Regions from separate parts of the Mus musculus genome. Here region 2 is linked to region 1. A link is a loop called in an ENCODE intact Hi-C map of the cell type or tissue named here. Cell type or tissue: heart. All regions are shown on one strand.

Region 1 (8,000 bases):
GGGTCTGAATATGAGCTGACACCATCTCTCCTGTCACCCCAAATGGAATAGGAGGCCACTCGATAAAGAATTCTGATGCAGGGACCAGCCCTTGGAGAAGAAGGATCAGGCCACCTTTTTCTCCCCCTGGGGTCACATCAGCCAAAGCTCAAACCTACAGAATCAATCATACCAAAGACAGGGAAAGCCCTGGTTCAGCGCAGGTACCACAAAGGGACCAAACTGACTTCTATGACTCAGTTTTCCCATCTGTATACTGAGGGTGCTAAGATTTTCTGGCTATCATATTCTGTGACTTTAAGGTCTAGGCAGGGGCTGGCAAACTAGAGCCTTAGGACTGAATAGAACATATCAATTATTTTTCTCACTGTTGTGACCAAATGCCTGAAAAGGGTAATGGAAGGAAGGCAGGGCTTGTTTTGGGCTCGCAGTTTGAAGAGGTACAGTCCATCGTGGTGGGGCTGGCAGAATGTCAGATGTACAAGGCAACTGGATACATTGTATTGTTGTCAGGAAGCAAAAAGGCATGGGTACTGCGGTTTGGCTCCAGGTCTCTTGTTCAGCCCAGAACCCAGTCTGTGAGATAATACATTTAGGGTGGATTTTTCTCATCTCTATTAAACTAATCCAAAAAACACCCGAGCAGATAAGCTGTCAGGTTTGTTTCCATGTTGGTTCCAGACCACATCAATTGACAGTCATGTTAACTATTATGCTGAACCAGGCTCTCAGGTGACTTCATGGGCCCAGAAGTCACAAATTATTTTTATGTTTTAAAGACTGGTGGTGAGTCTACTTCCAGGGAATTAAAATCTGAATGTGGCAAGCCTTCTTCTAATAAATGGGTAAAGCCAATTCACAAGGGAGAATCAAGTTTATAAACCATATCCATGGGAAAGTCTGCAGTCATACCAGTGGCCAGAAAAAAATGCTAATAAAGATTATGACATACCTTTTTACAGTTATTAGAATAGTAAAAAGTCTATTTCAAGTCCTAACACCTATGCTCACTATGACAACGGAAGGGTCTCTCCCTCTGCCCTGGTGCAGTGTGGTTGCAAAACTGAAAAGAATCTTTGAAGTTGATTTGGCAATAGTATCAAACATCATGAAAATGCACAGACAACCCACTCATTCCACTCCAAAGAACTGGTCCAAAGAAAATAACTCAATATAAGAAAAAAAGTGTCTGCATGGTACAGTGCTGGTAAAATATAAGGAGAGGTAAAACAAACCATACACCAAATGATCTTTCCATAGTCCTGTCCCATCCGGCCTGCCTAGATATTCCAGGATCAACTGCCAACTCCCCTTCACAGCACAGGAGGAGCCCAGTCCAGAGGAAGAAGGACCAGTCTTGATTTCTGTGACTGTTCATTTCCAAAGCTTGGGCATAGTCTCAATTGTCCTCTGCTCCAAGGACAGGAGAAGCAGAGGAAACCAATTTGCTGATGAGGGAGAAGAAGGATATAGCTGACATAGAACACAGCAGCTATCTTATGGTAACAGCATCTTTGTTCCCCATTGCTAAGGCCCAGCCATTCATCCACCCTTCTATGAGGTGTCCCTCCTATCCTCCATGCAAGTCTCCCTCTCCCTCTCCCTCTCCCTCTCCCTCTCCCTCTCCCTCTCCCTCTCCCTCTCCCTCTCCCTCTCCCTCTCCCTCTCCCTCTCCCTCTCCCCCTCCCCCTCCCCCTCCCCCTCCCCCTCCCCCTCCCCCTCCCCCTCCCCTCCCCCTCCCCCTCCCTCTCCCTCTCCCTCTCCCTGTCTTTCTCTCTCCCTCCCTCCCTCTCTCTTTCTCTCTTCCCTGCCTCCCTCTCTCTCTCTCCCCCTCTCTCTGTGTCTCTCTCTCAATCTCTCTCTCTCTCTCTCTCTCTCTCTCTTTCTTCCCTGCCAAAGCTCTTTTGGATTGTTTCTGCCACTTAAACCTTACTAGCAGGTTCTCAGCAGTAACCACACCATTAGTTATGCATTTTGGTCTTTCTCAGGAAGGGAATGTGAACAAGAAGGGAAAGGAAACAACGGCATGGCTCAGTGCAGCTGCTGCAGAGCCAGCAAGACCCACACTGCACAGAGCACTGTGCACAGCAGCTCCAGCAAGACCCACACTGCACAGAGCACTGTGCACAGCAGCTCCAGCAAGACCCACACTGCACAGAGCACTGTGCACAGCAGCTCCAGCAAGGCTTTTGTATCGCACTTTGCACTGTGCACAGGAGCCAGGGAGGAAAGGGCATCATCATCCTTTCCCCGGACATAAGCCAAGGGCCATCTGCACACACCAGTTCCTTAAGGCATGTGATGGAACCATGTATGACCATTAACATGGATAATGACCCTCCCAGCTCTTGGAGGTGGAGGCACCAGGATCAAGAGTTCAAGATCAGCCTTGACAGCACACAGTGATTTTGAGGCCACCTTGGGCCAAATGAGCCTATTCTCAAAACAAACAACAAAAACTTGGTGATAGAAAGCAACTTGACAGGGGAAACATCTTATTAAAAAATCAGATACAACATTTGGGAGACTGAGGCACACGAATCTTCATGAGTTCAAAACTACCTGAGAGGCAAATGAAATGATTGAGTGGGTAAGAGGCACTTGCCTCCAAGTCTGATAGTCTTCTACCCCATAGGTAGAAGAAAGGAATAGACTCTCAAAATCTGTCCTCAGACACACACAATTAATTGAATAATTAATTAATGTAAAAAAATGTTGCATGCACTTTTGATGTAGAAGCAGGCAGATCTCTAAGTTTGAGACTGTCCTAGTCTACAGAGATTCCAGGACAGCCAGAGCTACACCATCTCAAAGAACCATTAAAAAAGTTTAAAGTCCAACCTGGGCTGCATGAGTTCCAGGCCAGTCTGAGCTGAAAATGCAAGAGGCCTCGTCTCAAAAGCAACAAAACTTTAGATGCGATATGGAGTGTGAGCTACATAGATCAAAATGCACACACAGAGAACTTGGGAAGGGACCATGTCATGATAACTGCCCAGCTGGGGACTCTAGTCCCACACCTCAGCATTGCTTCCAGTAAATTCAGGATTCTGAGCAAGCAAAGGGGTCACAGACCAAAGATCTGTGCTGCCAGTAAGCAGGCTTGCCACCGTCAGATCTGTGCTGCCAGTAAGCAGGCTTGCCACTCTCAGATCTGTGCTGCCAGTAAGCAGGCTTGCCACCCTCAGGAAGGAGATTTGGATTCCTTCAACTGGAGAGATCAGAGGTGAAGACCAAGGAACAGGATGGGTTTGAAGAGGCAGAAAAGGCACAGAAGAGAGCCGAGAGAGGGCTTCATGCACAGATGGGCTTCTGTGGCAGGAAGATGAGAGGCCACAGTGAAGTTCCTCAAGGACCAGCCTTGAAAAACAGGTGTCCCTCTGGCCACCTTCAGACCTTCTAGGCTTTTCCAGGATCATATACTTCTCATTAGTCGCTCTTACCCAGCCTAGTCTGACAAGCCCCGCCCTGTGTAAATTCTTCGGGGAGGGGGGGGGACACTCTGACTCCTCCAGGAGGGGGCGCTAGAGGATCCTTTGGTGCAGAGTTGGGAAGACAACGAAAACCAGGTTCCCTAATCATGCACTATGCTATCCAGAAATTCCCATCACCAAAAAGGAATAAATGCTATGTAACATTTCTTGAAACAAAATATTATACAGCATGGAAAATGAATGGAGTAAGCTACAAGTATCAACAGGGATAACAGTAAGTGTAAAAAAAAAAGCAACTCACAGAAGACAATAGTGAACAGCTGGATAACACTTTTCTGAAGGTCGGATGTAAATTAGCAGATCTCCTATAGCTATGCAATATAGGCATAGGTACTTAGATGATCACAAAAGAGAGAGGAAATGAAAACACCAAAATGTGAGATGTGTTCACCTCTGAGAGAGGCAAGAGGGTAAAATAAAGGAAAGACATCAGACATGGGCAAGATTAACAGGAAAATTCTGGTCCCAAGATAGGTGGTAGGCTATGGGAGCTGGTTTTAATACCATGTGTTGTAATGGATACATAGTATAAATAGTTTTCTCTATGTATACATAGACACATATGTAAGGTAACACAAGAACTCTTTTAAACTGCAACATAAATAGCTTATGACAGTAAATATCATTCTCAGGAGGTTTCTGTGAGCTCTCCTACAAACACGTCAGGGGCCCAAGGCTGGGAGAGCACAGAAAGTTCTGGGCTGGGCTCCCACCAGCTTAGGCACTCTGATTCAGATGTGGTATCTGCCCCCCAGCCCTATTTCAGGTATTGAAGTCTAATCTCCACTGTGAAATATTAAAGTGGAAATTTATTTCAGCTACGGTGTACAGAGGTAGGACATCTGGGGGGGTGGCTAGGATTCAGTGAGGTCATTAGCTTGGAATCCCCATCACTTATCCTGGTGTTCATAAAAGGAAGAAAGCCCAGAAGACACCCATACAAGTCCCCTGTCTCTTGTTGTGTAATACGTTGTACCACCTCAGGATTCTCCCAGCAAGAAGGGCATCACTGGATGTAACTCGATCTTTAAAACTGTAACCCCAAATAAGCCCCTTTTCTCTTCCAGTCTTTCATCCAGTCTTTCATCTCTTTCATCCAGTCTGAACATTGTATGATGGCAACAGAAAATGAACTAGTAGCCTGGCTCCACTGTGCTGCACCCCCAGCGGTGGCCACTCCTCAGAAGGACTGGGAGAGTGTGATAAGAAGCCTAGAGCAGTTTCCAGTCCTACCTCTGACTTACTGCACATTTCTGCTCAAGTTCTCAACCTCAGTTTCCCCTCTTGTACGGTGGGAGAATAGGGGTCTGGCAGGCAGTCAGGGGAGGTGGTCATAGGACCCTCATTCTTGCTCTGCTGAGTAGGCTAGGTGCCCGGACAAACGGGGTTTGCTGGAGTTGTCTTGTCCTCACCAGCCAGTAGACCAGGGTTATGATGTGAGTCTGAAATGTCCCCAGAGACTCTTGTTTTGGATGCCTGTTCCTAGGTTGAGTTATACTGTTTTAAAGGGCTCTGAAGCCTTGAGGACTCTAACTGGAAGTAGGTCACTAGGGGAAGGCCTTTGAAGGTTATATATAGCCCCTGCTCTCCCTCTCTCTCTCTCTCTTGCTCGCTTGCTCTCGCTCTCGTTCTCTTTCTCTCTCTCTCCCTCTTTCTCCTTCCTCCCCTCCCCCCTCCCTGTTCCACTACTCTTGTGAACAGTCACGCCAGCACACTCCTGCTGCCGTAATGCTGGCTGCTTGTCATACTTTGCCAGATGAGCTCTCTGGAACAGTGAGCCAAAACAAGGTCTCCTTCAGGTTGTTTCTGTCATGGGCTTTGGTCACAGCGATGCAGATGTGACCAGAGCTATGGGGCATTCAACTGCTCAGTGCTCTCTTTCTGTAAAGTCTAAATGGGCTGGAACTAGTAACTGCCTCACAGGTATGTGTGAGTGTCTGCCACAGACCCTGGGAAGAGGAAGCCCACTCTGTTGGGTGTGGTCTCCTTCCTGTTGCCTCTGTGGTCCACTAAAAGTTTCCGGGTCCTAATTCTCAGAGCCACAGATGTTGCTTTGTTTTTATTGTTTTGGGGGTGCTGGGGGTTGAGCCCAGGCCCTTGGGCACCCTAGGCAGGGTACTCTAGCCCTGAGCTATATCCTGATTCCTGGGAACGCTACATTCGATGGAAAAAGGACATTGTTGATGGGATGAAGTCAAGATAGTCTTCAGATAGGGAGGTGATCTGGGGTGACCTGAATAGAGCTGTGATAAAAAGGATTTTCAGAAAAGGAACCAGAGGAAGGCTTGTCCCCGGAGGAGGAGGCTCTGGTGAGAGCATATGGACAGGTGTAGAGAGAATCTCTTAGAAGCATCACTTGTCAGTTAAAAAAAAAAAGTCTGTGGTCATTGAGTTGAGGTAGGAAATTGGAGGTGGGACACTGGCAGGAAGAGAGAGGATTCTGGGAAATAGTGAGAGGCGCAAGGATTCACTTAGGCACATAGAGGAGGTCGGAAGCATGGGAGCTGAGCAGAGAAAACCAGCTATGTAGCTGAACTCAGGTTAAAATAAAGGGAGATGCTCCCGGGAATGTAGAAGAGACAGACAGACACAGGAAAACGGGGAGAGGAAACCGTTCATGTAGCTGAACCCAGGTTAGAATGAAAGGGATACCAAGCTAAGGGCAAGTCAGAGAGCAAACCGAAGCTTATGGCCTGGACATTTGTTAATCAACCATCACTCTGAGAGTCATCATTCCAGGGGCGGGGGCTAGGAAGGGAGATAGATTTATTTTTAACAGGAATGATGCAGGCACAGGCCAAGAGATGCTGCAGCTACCAGAAAGGGAGAAGCAGGGAGACGACTCCCTGCTCAGGCATCCCGGGGGGCAGGGGGGAGGAATATGACTTAGATCAGTCAGAACAGCTTAGATTTCAGACTTCCAAAGCTACCAGGACACGGGCCTCGTCCTCTTTGGTCACTACAGCTCAGAGATTGTTAAGGCGACTGAAGGACACTCAGCTGCAGTAGCAGCTTCCTGCTCTCTCTACAGGTTGTAGATAGTCTGTATCTAAGAAGAGGGAAGCAAATGAGGAGGTAAACTGAGGCAAGGCTATACAGGCCTTAAAGGACACGCAGGAAGCAGAGAGACCTGCCTGGGGCAGGACTGAGCCACAGTGTAATCCTGAGAAAGGTCCATCCCCTCTACCTCCATCTGCCTCTGTCAGCAATGTCCGAACTGTGAGAGGAAATCTGAATTCTGAAGAAGTGTTCAGGGATACCGCCTCCAGTCTACAGAGGCTCCTTCTCCTGCTTCCTTGGTTCAAATGGGTGGCCTTTTCTCTTTTTGCTGCTCACATCTATTGACTATCCGCCTCCCACCAAGCGTTGCTCTGAGAGCCTTGCTTCTGTGACTTATTTTACCAATGAGAAAAGTAAGGTGCTTGCTCAAAGCTGCATAGCTAGTAAATAGTAGAAATGAAATGTGAACAGGCTGGTTCCAGGGTCTGGGACTCGATCTTATGTCACGCCCCATTATTCTCCTCCTCCTCAGTGTTCCCAAGGCCTTCCAGCTCTCCTCCGTCATGACTATAGTGCACTGCTGTGAATGCCCGCATCCCCTCCCCCAAAGCCAAAGCCAAAGCCATTCCCAGCCACTGACCCAGAGCCCTTACCAGGAGATGGGCCTGGGGAGTGGATGGGTTTGGTGCGATTGAAATAGCATTAGTATCCTTTCAAATGACACCCAGAGAGCTCGTGCATCCTTCCCATCATAGGAGGACACAGAAAGATGTGGGACCTGGAGAGCCCACACCAAACAGTATCTGACAACACCTCGATCATCTTGGACCTCCTGGCCCATGAGATGAAAAAATTCTCTGCTGAGCCTGAAATGAAGTACACACCTTAATCCTATCACTCGGGAGGCAGAAGCAGGAGGATCTCTGTGAGTTCCAGGCCAGACTGGTCACCACAGTAAGTTTCAGGACTACATAGAGAGGGCTACATAGAGAGAACCATTCTGCTCCAAAAACAGAAATCTACTAATTATCAGCTAGCCATTATTTTGTTCTTTACATTGTTGCAAGGAGGGGGGTGTTTTATTACAATGTTCCAAATACTATATTTCTGTACTAGAAATCTAGGCTGACTGGTCAGACTGCCCTAGTAGTGAGGACTGGGGTGGGTTTATTCTTGCCCCTTGTGGCAAGCCAGTGGGTCAGCTGTACTCTTAGTAACCATTAGTAGCTATTACTAGTACACTAGTACTGGAGTGTTTAGCAAACCTTTATACAGAGACAGAGGGAGGTCAGGCGGCAAGGGCCAGGTACTGATCACTAGCTCGGTTTTGTACCTGACTCTGCAGACACAGAAAGAAACGTAAATAGTCCTCGGAGCCCCCAAAGCCCGGACTGTCTGAGCTGACAGATCTCAAAGCTGATTACAAAAGCCTGGGGTGCCACTGTCTGCCATGCCCAGACAAACCCTGACTCACACAGGAGAATTCTAGTGAGGTCACACACAGCA
Region 2 (8,000 bases), 160 kb before region 1:
CTGTCCCCCTCCTTCCCTCTCCTCTCTCCTCCTCCTATTCCTGCTCCTCCTTTCTTCATGGAGACAGAGTTAAAGGCCTAGCCAGTGGCCCCCTGTCAGCTGCTACAAGGCCTGATAGAAACCCTGCAAGGGTCGGAGACCTGGAAACCAGGCTTGGGGCTTATGCCTGTATGAAGTGGAAGTGAAGGGGGAATTTCAAGGTCATCCAGGACGATATGGGAAGTTTGAGGATACCCTGGGTTACATGAAGCCTTGTCTCAAACACACACACACACACATGCACATATACTCTCTCACTCTCTCACACACATACATACTCACATACACACAAACATACACACTCACTCACGTACACACCACACACACTCACACAAAATACACACACTCATATCACACACACACACACACACCCCGAAGATTTGGATAAAAGAAGAAGAAAAATCCTCTATAGACAACTAAGTGTTATTTTGTTACATTGCTTTCTAGATTCGCTCTGCATGTTTTTACACTATTCACATGATCTCTCTCCTATCAAGAGAATAAGCACATTCAGTCTCCTTGACATTTCTGCGATTTCTGATTTTTTTTTAGAGTCAGGCTTCTGTTGCTTCACGTCTTTGTGCATAATTGTACCTTTAATAATCTGTTTCCTTTCAGAAATTCCTTACACTTGTCATGAATTTCTGATCATTTCCTGGGCCATGGTTTCTCTTCTTTGTTCTCAGTGTCTCCTCAGGTGAGTGGTTCACACGTGTGTTTGGCTAATCCAGCCCTGACTCCCCCTCGACTTTTCTCATGAATTTAATAACGTAGATGAAAAGGGCCAATTCTTTGGAAGGCACAAACCACCAAAGCTTCTCTGAAGAAGCCGAGAAGAAAAGCCCTACACCGGCTGCACAAGTGAATTCAAAACTGAAGGCCCTCCAACAAAGGAAACCCCAGATTCTAATGGCTTTGCTGCGAGCCTAATACCGAGTGATTTCAGAAAGAAAGAGTACCAATCCTACACCAACTCTTATAGAAAATAGAAGAGGAGGAAACACTTCTCTATCATTTTAGAGGCCTAATGCCCTCCCTCCGAGCAGACAAAGACGGTCCTTACAGAAGGATAGCTACAGCCTAAAATTCCTCATGAATATAGATGCAAAAGAATCCTCAAGAAAATATTATCAAATCAGTGTGTGTAAAGATTGTTCAGAACCGACTCACTGGGAATGCCACACTGGGGAGCGGTGAGCAGACACTGAAGACAGAGAGAGGAGCTACAGTTGCAAAGCCCAGGGACTGCTTTTTCTTTGATACCCATCTCAGGTATCCCAGGTTGGCCACAAACTTGCTCTGTAGTCAGAGATAACCTTGAACTTCTTCTTCTTCTTTTTCTTCCTCTTCTTTCTTCTTCTTCTTCTTCTTGTTCTTCTGAGATGGGGTTTCTCTGTGTAGCCCTGGCTGTCCTGGAGCTCACTCTATAGACCAGGCTGGCCTCAAACTCAGAAATCTACCTGCCTCTGCCTTCCAAGTCCTGGGATTAAAGGTGTGTGCCACCACCGCCCAGCAACCTTGAACTTCTGATGCTTCTACTTCCACTGTCCAAGTGCTTAGATTCCAGGAGGGTACCACCACACCAGGTTTCCAGTTTCTGGACCCAGAGCTTTGTGCACGCCAGGCAAATACTGACTTACCTCCTAGCCCTGAACTTTTTGAAGTAGTAGAATAGTTCTGAGTCTTGAATGTGGTCTTACTAGCATGTGGTCACATGACTGTGTGTGGAACGCTATACCCCCTCACTCATGTTAATTACATGTAAATGATGTGCAAATATATGTAAACAACACCTCACTGAATTATGTAATATTAGTAATTGGATTTTTAAAATATTAAAAGGGAGCTGGAGAGATGGCTCCGCGGTTAAGAGCACTGACTACTCTTCCAGAGGTCCTGAGTTCAATTCTCAGCAACCACATGGTGGCTCACAACCATCTGTAATGGGATCTGATGCCCTCTTCTGGTGTGTCTAAAGACAGCTGCAGTGTACTTACAAATAATAAATAAATATATCTAAAAAAAAATCCCAAAATATTAAAAGGTCATCTGTATTTTCATTTGTAGTATTCTGGAAAAGGCAAAATTGAAGGGATGGCTATAAACTGGGCTGGGGTTGTAAAGGGTGAGACTCTAGGGAGGGGTTGGAAAACACAGGGGCAAAGACAGGCAGCATTTGGAAGTAAGGGAATATGAAACTGGTTTTTCTTTTTTTTGAGGTGGGATCTCACTAAGTAGCTCTGGCTGTCCTGGAACTTACTACATGGATCAGGCTGGCCTTGAACTCACAGAGATGTTACTGCCTCTGCCTCCTGAGTGCTGGGATTAAAGGTGTATGCCTCCACAGCTGTGGACAGTGGTGGATACAGGACTATCTATGGTCTCCAGACTATGCCTAAAGAATGATTTTAATGATTATAAAACCTTAATAGACTTGACTTTTTCATGTTTTTATTCCTGCATTGGACATTCTTGCTCTGCCCACCACGTGCACACATTTTTCTCAAGGCGTTGATTGATGCCTGTCAGACTATCCCCAAATGCCTTGTTTTTTGTCTGTAAGACAGAGATTTGAGTCTTATATCAATATCCCTTAGTGGAGAAGAGCGTGCCTTTGAGATTTGATGATGCGGGATTCAAAGTCTGTCTCCACTACTGCGGAGATGTGTAATGCATGTGACGCTAGAGTATCATTTCCGGTTGGCAGAGGTGTTAGTCAGGCTTCTGTGCCTGTGGCAGAGGCTCTGGATTACCAAGAAGGTTCATTCTGGCTCACGGTTTTGTCCCGTGACAAATAGAGTTGGCTCTATTATGTTGGCAGCATAGAACGTAGTGGTAGAAGCCTGCTCACCTGGAACCCAGGAAGAAAAGCAAAAACAAAACAAAACAAAACAAAACTAGAAAGACAGGACCTGTGATGTAGTTTGGCAACTAAAGGTTCTTGCCTCTAAGCCTGATGACCCAGGTTCTGTCCTCAGAAGCAGGATAGTAGAGGGAGAGAATACAAACCCTGTAATTTCCCCATGTGTGCTGTGGAATGTCCCTGTCGTTGCACCAAACCCTCTCCTGTCTCCTGGTATTCCTTCAATGGCCCAATAAGGCAAGTATTGTTATTACAACTACATAATCTGCTGTTATGGTTCTGATCTTGACTGTCCCCTCAAAGGCCAGCATGCTGAAGGCATAGTCAGTCCCCAGGCTGTGGCCCTTCTGTCTTTGCCTTCCAAACATGAATTTGCAGGTACGAGCCACTACATCTGCTCTTCCGTTTTAGACAGGTGACCTACTTTCACCTCTAAGTTGATGACCCATGCTTTCTGACAGCAATAGGAAACAAGCATACATACCATCTCTGCTGAAGGTCCCCTTTCCTAGACTAGGAGGATTTTATAAGGTACCTGAGGGGCAATGGGCTAGAGATACCCTTGAACTGGTGCCAAGGAGGCTGATAGAGCATGCAAGCTCTCAGGAGTGTGCACACGAGGTCGCTTCTGACCCTTCTGGCTGAGAGGAAGCCCAGTGATCCTGTCCCCACCCCAGAAAAAGAGCCCCTTCACAATGTCACCATGAGACAGCTGCCTGTGTTGAGCCTGCTATCTTCATTCTCTGTTGAGCGTGTACCCTAATCCAGGAGCATAAGCCTGGACACACACACCCTTTCTCAAGGAAAACCCCAGAAGCTTTGCCCTGCACATAACCAGAAACTCTTATTTTGAATCGGACATAATTTTGAGCATGCCAGTTTGTTTTATTTGTGGCTGCATTCCAACAACGTCCACCGGAGGGCGCTGGGTCTATGTTTATAAGGGGCTCTGAACACAAAGCTGGGCATCCTCGGGCCTCCCAAACACTTAAGCAAACAGGACAAAGACTTCTGTACACACAGGAGCTCACACCCAGGCACTGGGGACACAGACTCCCAGACCCAGAGCACCCACTTCCACATAAGTCTGCACATCTCTCTATGTGCATAGACACCCTAGAACATATGCAGACAAATGTATGCATGAACACAGTCAGGTACAGCACACATTCACAACTGTGAATAGTACACACACACACACACACACACACACACACACACCAGCCCAGATTTATACATAGCCAATTACCTATTGGCAGACAATCACAGCCACGTGTAAAATGTCATAAACACACATTCAGATGCAGAGATGCGATTATGCACGGGAAGAGCCGCAGACAGACACGCATGTCTAAATAGCAACACACCCAGCCAGGTAAGGACTCCTTGCCCAGGCCTTTGTTATCTCACTTTGGTGGAAAATGCAGTCCCTCGAGGGCATGGCTAATGTTGTGCTGTTTTCTAAGAAAAACAATGGAAATGTCAACTTCTTAATCCCAACGGAAACTGTACTATTCGTTAAATGTTAATGAAGGGCATTTTTGAGGACAAGCTGTCTCTTAAAAGGAAGGATAGCCCTGCTCTGACAAGGAGGAAACCCCAGCTACAGTTCTACAAACACCTTATTAACATATGGAAAGCTCCGAGACGCTCTAAAGCGCCTTTGGTTCCTACAAAGAATTTCTGAAGCAAATTCAACAGAAAAACATGGATGGGGGAGAAATGGCGTAAAGTTGAAGAACAAAAAAATCCAAACAAACCCCTCTTTCTTAGGGGTGATAAAGAAAGGTGGAGATGACTGTCAGGTGGCCAGGTCTGGAAATTTGCCTTTGTAAAAACAAAATGGTTAAAGGAAGGAAAATGTGAAAGGCAAGAGGAAAAAGGGCCCATAAAGACAGCTGCTTCCATGAAGCGGCAGAGCTAAGAACACACAACCAGGAAAGCACAGCCCTTGGGGCCACCCAGTCCTGCTGTGCAGCTCAGAGGGCGGGGTCTCTGGTGCAGGGGAGGTCAGGGGTAGGTGGGGACTGACCGGGCAGTGTCTCCCAGACGTAAGCTGCCCACTGCTGCATCTTTTCCACAGACCCCCTCAAGAGGTAGGATACAGGGACCTGGGGTCTGGCTCAGGAGACACAGATCTATGCAACCCCTATGTTGAGTGGCACTGGCAGCTCCCTGGACCCTGGTCTTCTCATGTGTGCCTCGAGAAAATGCCCTCTCTAACCACTTAATGTCCTCCTCTTCCGGACACTTGCTCACATAAGCTTCCATCTCGCGTCTCGCTGTCTCCTGTGACCAGAATCATTGAAAGTGGCTCTGTGAGTGCATTTAACCAAGTGCTGGCTGCAGCCTGCAGCCCATCGGCTCCATCCCACTGAACAATAGCTCAGGAAGAGATAAAAGGCATTCATCAGACAGCCAGGCCCAATTATCATGTCACACTGAATGAATGTATTTTAAAATCTTTTCTGACAAGAAAATGTTCCAAGTAGGTACCTTCAAATTAGCTGGAAAATCCAGAAAATTTGCTATTAGACCTTTTTTTTAAGAATCTTTATTCCCCCCTACTGTTCCGAAGGAATTCCTTGGGTGTTAATAATTCCTTCTAAGAGTCTGCCCCTGTGCCTCCCGCTGGGACTGGAATATTCTAACTGCCTGCCCCACTCCCCAGAAGCCACTACAGGGACAATGTAAACTGTGGCTCTGGTGTGAATCACTTGTCCATCAGCTACCTTCAAGTGTCAGGTGCAATTCAGTTCTGTTCTGCCAGCACTCCCAGACCTCTGTTTATCGTCCATTAGCCCTGCCAGAGTGGAGTCCACCCGGGTGACCTTGAAGGGAGACCTCCACCTAAGGCCACATTTTCAAACAGCAAGTTGATTTTGAAACCAAATCTGACTGCTTATCTGTGTGACCTTGAACAAGTGACTTCACTTCTGAGTCCCTTTTTTTTTTTTTTTGCTTTACCTCTAAAAGTCAGGAGATGTCACCAAATTCCTGACACACTACACTGTAGTGAGGAGGGACCTTTTCCTGGAGACGCAGAGGCTTTCCCTCTGGCCCACAGTGTGATCAGGACTGGCATGTCAGGCTGGTTTTGTGGCTGGGGGGTGTGAGTTCCTCACAGCACATAACTATTCATCTTTATTACTAGAATCCTGTAGCAGGTGGCTCTCTGGGCTGAGAGGAGAGTTCTCTGTCCTAATGAGAAACTGCAGCTTGCAGGAGTTCAAGATTTGGAGAAGGGAGAACAGGTGCTCGGTGGGTGGGAAATTGAACTGTGGAGTCAGTTTGTAAATGAGAATAAAGTGGCTTGCTTCACCCCAACCCCTTCATGGTTTTTGCTTGCCTGCTCGATGTGGTGTTTGTTTGTTTTCACAACAAAGTCTCCTGTAGGCTGGCCTTGAGCTTACTATGCAGCCCAGGGTGACCTTGGCTTTTGATCTTGCATCATCGGACATGCCAAGCTTATGTGGCACTGGGGAACACAAACCCAAGGCGTTCGTGTTTGTCCGTGTGTTTGATGCCTGCTTGGCAAGCACCCGGCCCACTACACTGCAACTCCAGCCTTTATTCAGGGGACAGGCAGTTGTTAGGGTCCTCGTTTGCAGTGGCAAAACCGCAGGGTCTGCTGAGCCGTGTGTCCCGCTCTGGGAAGAACAAAACATCCTCCTCCGTTACAGGACCGACTGCGTGGAGCACCATGCTTTCTCTACACCTCTCTTTGTCTGTTTCACTCTGACAATTAACAGGAGACGTTTCAGCTCTTCTGCCAGCACCCAGGGACGTGGAGCACAGACAGCAGAACCCTGCTAGGAAGACACCGCACATTTCCACAGTCCTGCCTTCCCTCGAACAGCCAAGGGAGGCTTCAGGCCAGGAGGTGACCTCCGACTCCCCTGCATTTTCTGAGTTTCATAGCAGTATGTCCAGCTGACCCATGTAGATATCCCTGGCTGGCTGGAAGCATGGGGATTACCTAGTGTATAGAGATCTGTTTTCTAGCGTCTCTCATAGCCGATGTGCTAGGTCCATGGGGTCTTCAGAGGTGCTTGCTGCCCTTCACAGTCCACAAGGGACGCCAAATGAATGTATAGGTCACGTATAGAACTCATCTGCCCTGTCACAGATAGGGAAACTAATGCCTAAAGATGAGTTTCCCTTCCACTGATGGCTACGTCATGGCAGAGCCCATGAGACAAACAGACACACAAAGACATTGATGTCATCCATGTGGCTTTTGAAAGACAGGCAGGAGAGGATGGGAGTTGCATCTGGCCAGTGGGAAAAGCCTGGGAAAGACCATGCTTAGGAACACGGGAGACTTTTAGCTGGATTCAGCTAGGATGAAGGAGTGTGAGAGCCGGAGGAGCAGCCAAGGCAGTCAAGGTAGGCTGTGCAATGAGCTGAAGAGGCGTGGCACCACGTGACTGTTGAGAGAATGGGAAATAGCAGGAGGGCAGGGTTAAGAGTTTGATCATCATGGAAAGCTAAGTGTTGGATGAAGTTCACAGACAAGTCAGTCCATCTAACACCGAGTGAGATGAGCAAGTCCAGGCTGGGCCCCCTGCCAGAATCTGCATCGTGTGGGAGAGGGGAAATGGAATCTAGGAGGCAGCAATAGGAGATCATCACCCTGGGCCAGGCACAGGCTGCTCCTTCCTGGGCATCTCTCCTCTGAGCGCTTCGAGGCAACACCTTTGAGAGACAGCCGCAGAGGCCCACCGCTGCCAGCTCCTTCCTTATCTCTCTTGTAAACACAGATGTTTTACCGCCTTGTCAAAGGCAAGGCTCTTCCAGCCTACCCTGGGGAGAACAGAAATTTCAACCCCTTCAGCCTGGACACATGCCAGATGAGATCTCTGCCTTACACTCAGAATTGCAGAAATCTCTTCTTTGAAAGCCGAGGAAGGCCACCCCAGGCCTGGCGGCTGTGTGCAGGATAGATGGGATTCGGATAGAAAGCCATCTCCCTCCCTTTGGACCAAAGGTACTGATGGAAGGCTGGGCTGCACAGGGCTGCAAACCTCTGCTGTGAGGGAACTTCTCCAATAACGGGAGTTAATTCCCGAGAGTGCCTTTTGCTCTCCTGTCCGGT

What was found. Hi-C counts contacts between places; a loop is a spot of excess contacts. Peaks named below come from ENCODE experiments on the same cell type or tissue, not always from the same donor. Only the 100,000 strongest peaks of a DNase experiment are listed, where the experiment ranks them.
Region 2: it touches region 1 in a loop (2.3-fold over the local background); 2 of 42 quality-filtered maps call a loop at or near these places.

Annotation. Positions count from the first base shown.
Region 1 is chr4:45,607,819-45,615,818 of GRCm38, reverse strand. No RefSeq gene overlaps it. Among named protein-coding and RNA genes, the nearest start is that of Gm12408, 28 kb to the left of the region's middle. In heart, a CTCF peak has its summit at 3,537 (motif pointing right); no DNase peak of the experiment used is centred here; H3K27ac peaks cover 290 bases; H3K27me3 peaks cover 158 bases.
Region 2 is chr4:45,767,682-45,775,681 of GRCm38, reverse strand. No RefSeq gene overlaps it. Among named protein-coding and RNA genes, the nearest start is that of Gm12409, 7.5 kb to the right of the region's middle. In heart, a CTCF peak has its summit at 3,807 (motif pointing right); a DNase peak (open chromatin) is centred at 7,551; H3K4me3 peaks cover 339 bases; H3K27ac peaks cover 3,994 bases; H3K27me3 peaks cover 2,584 bases.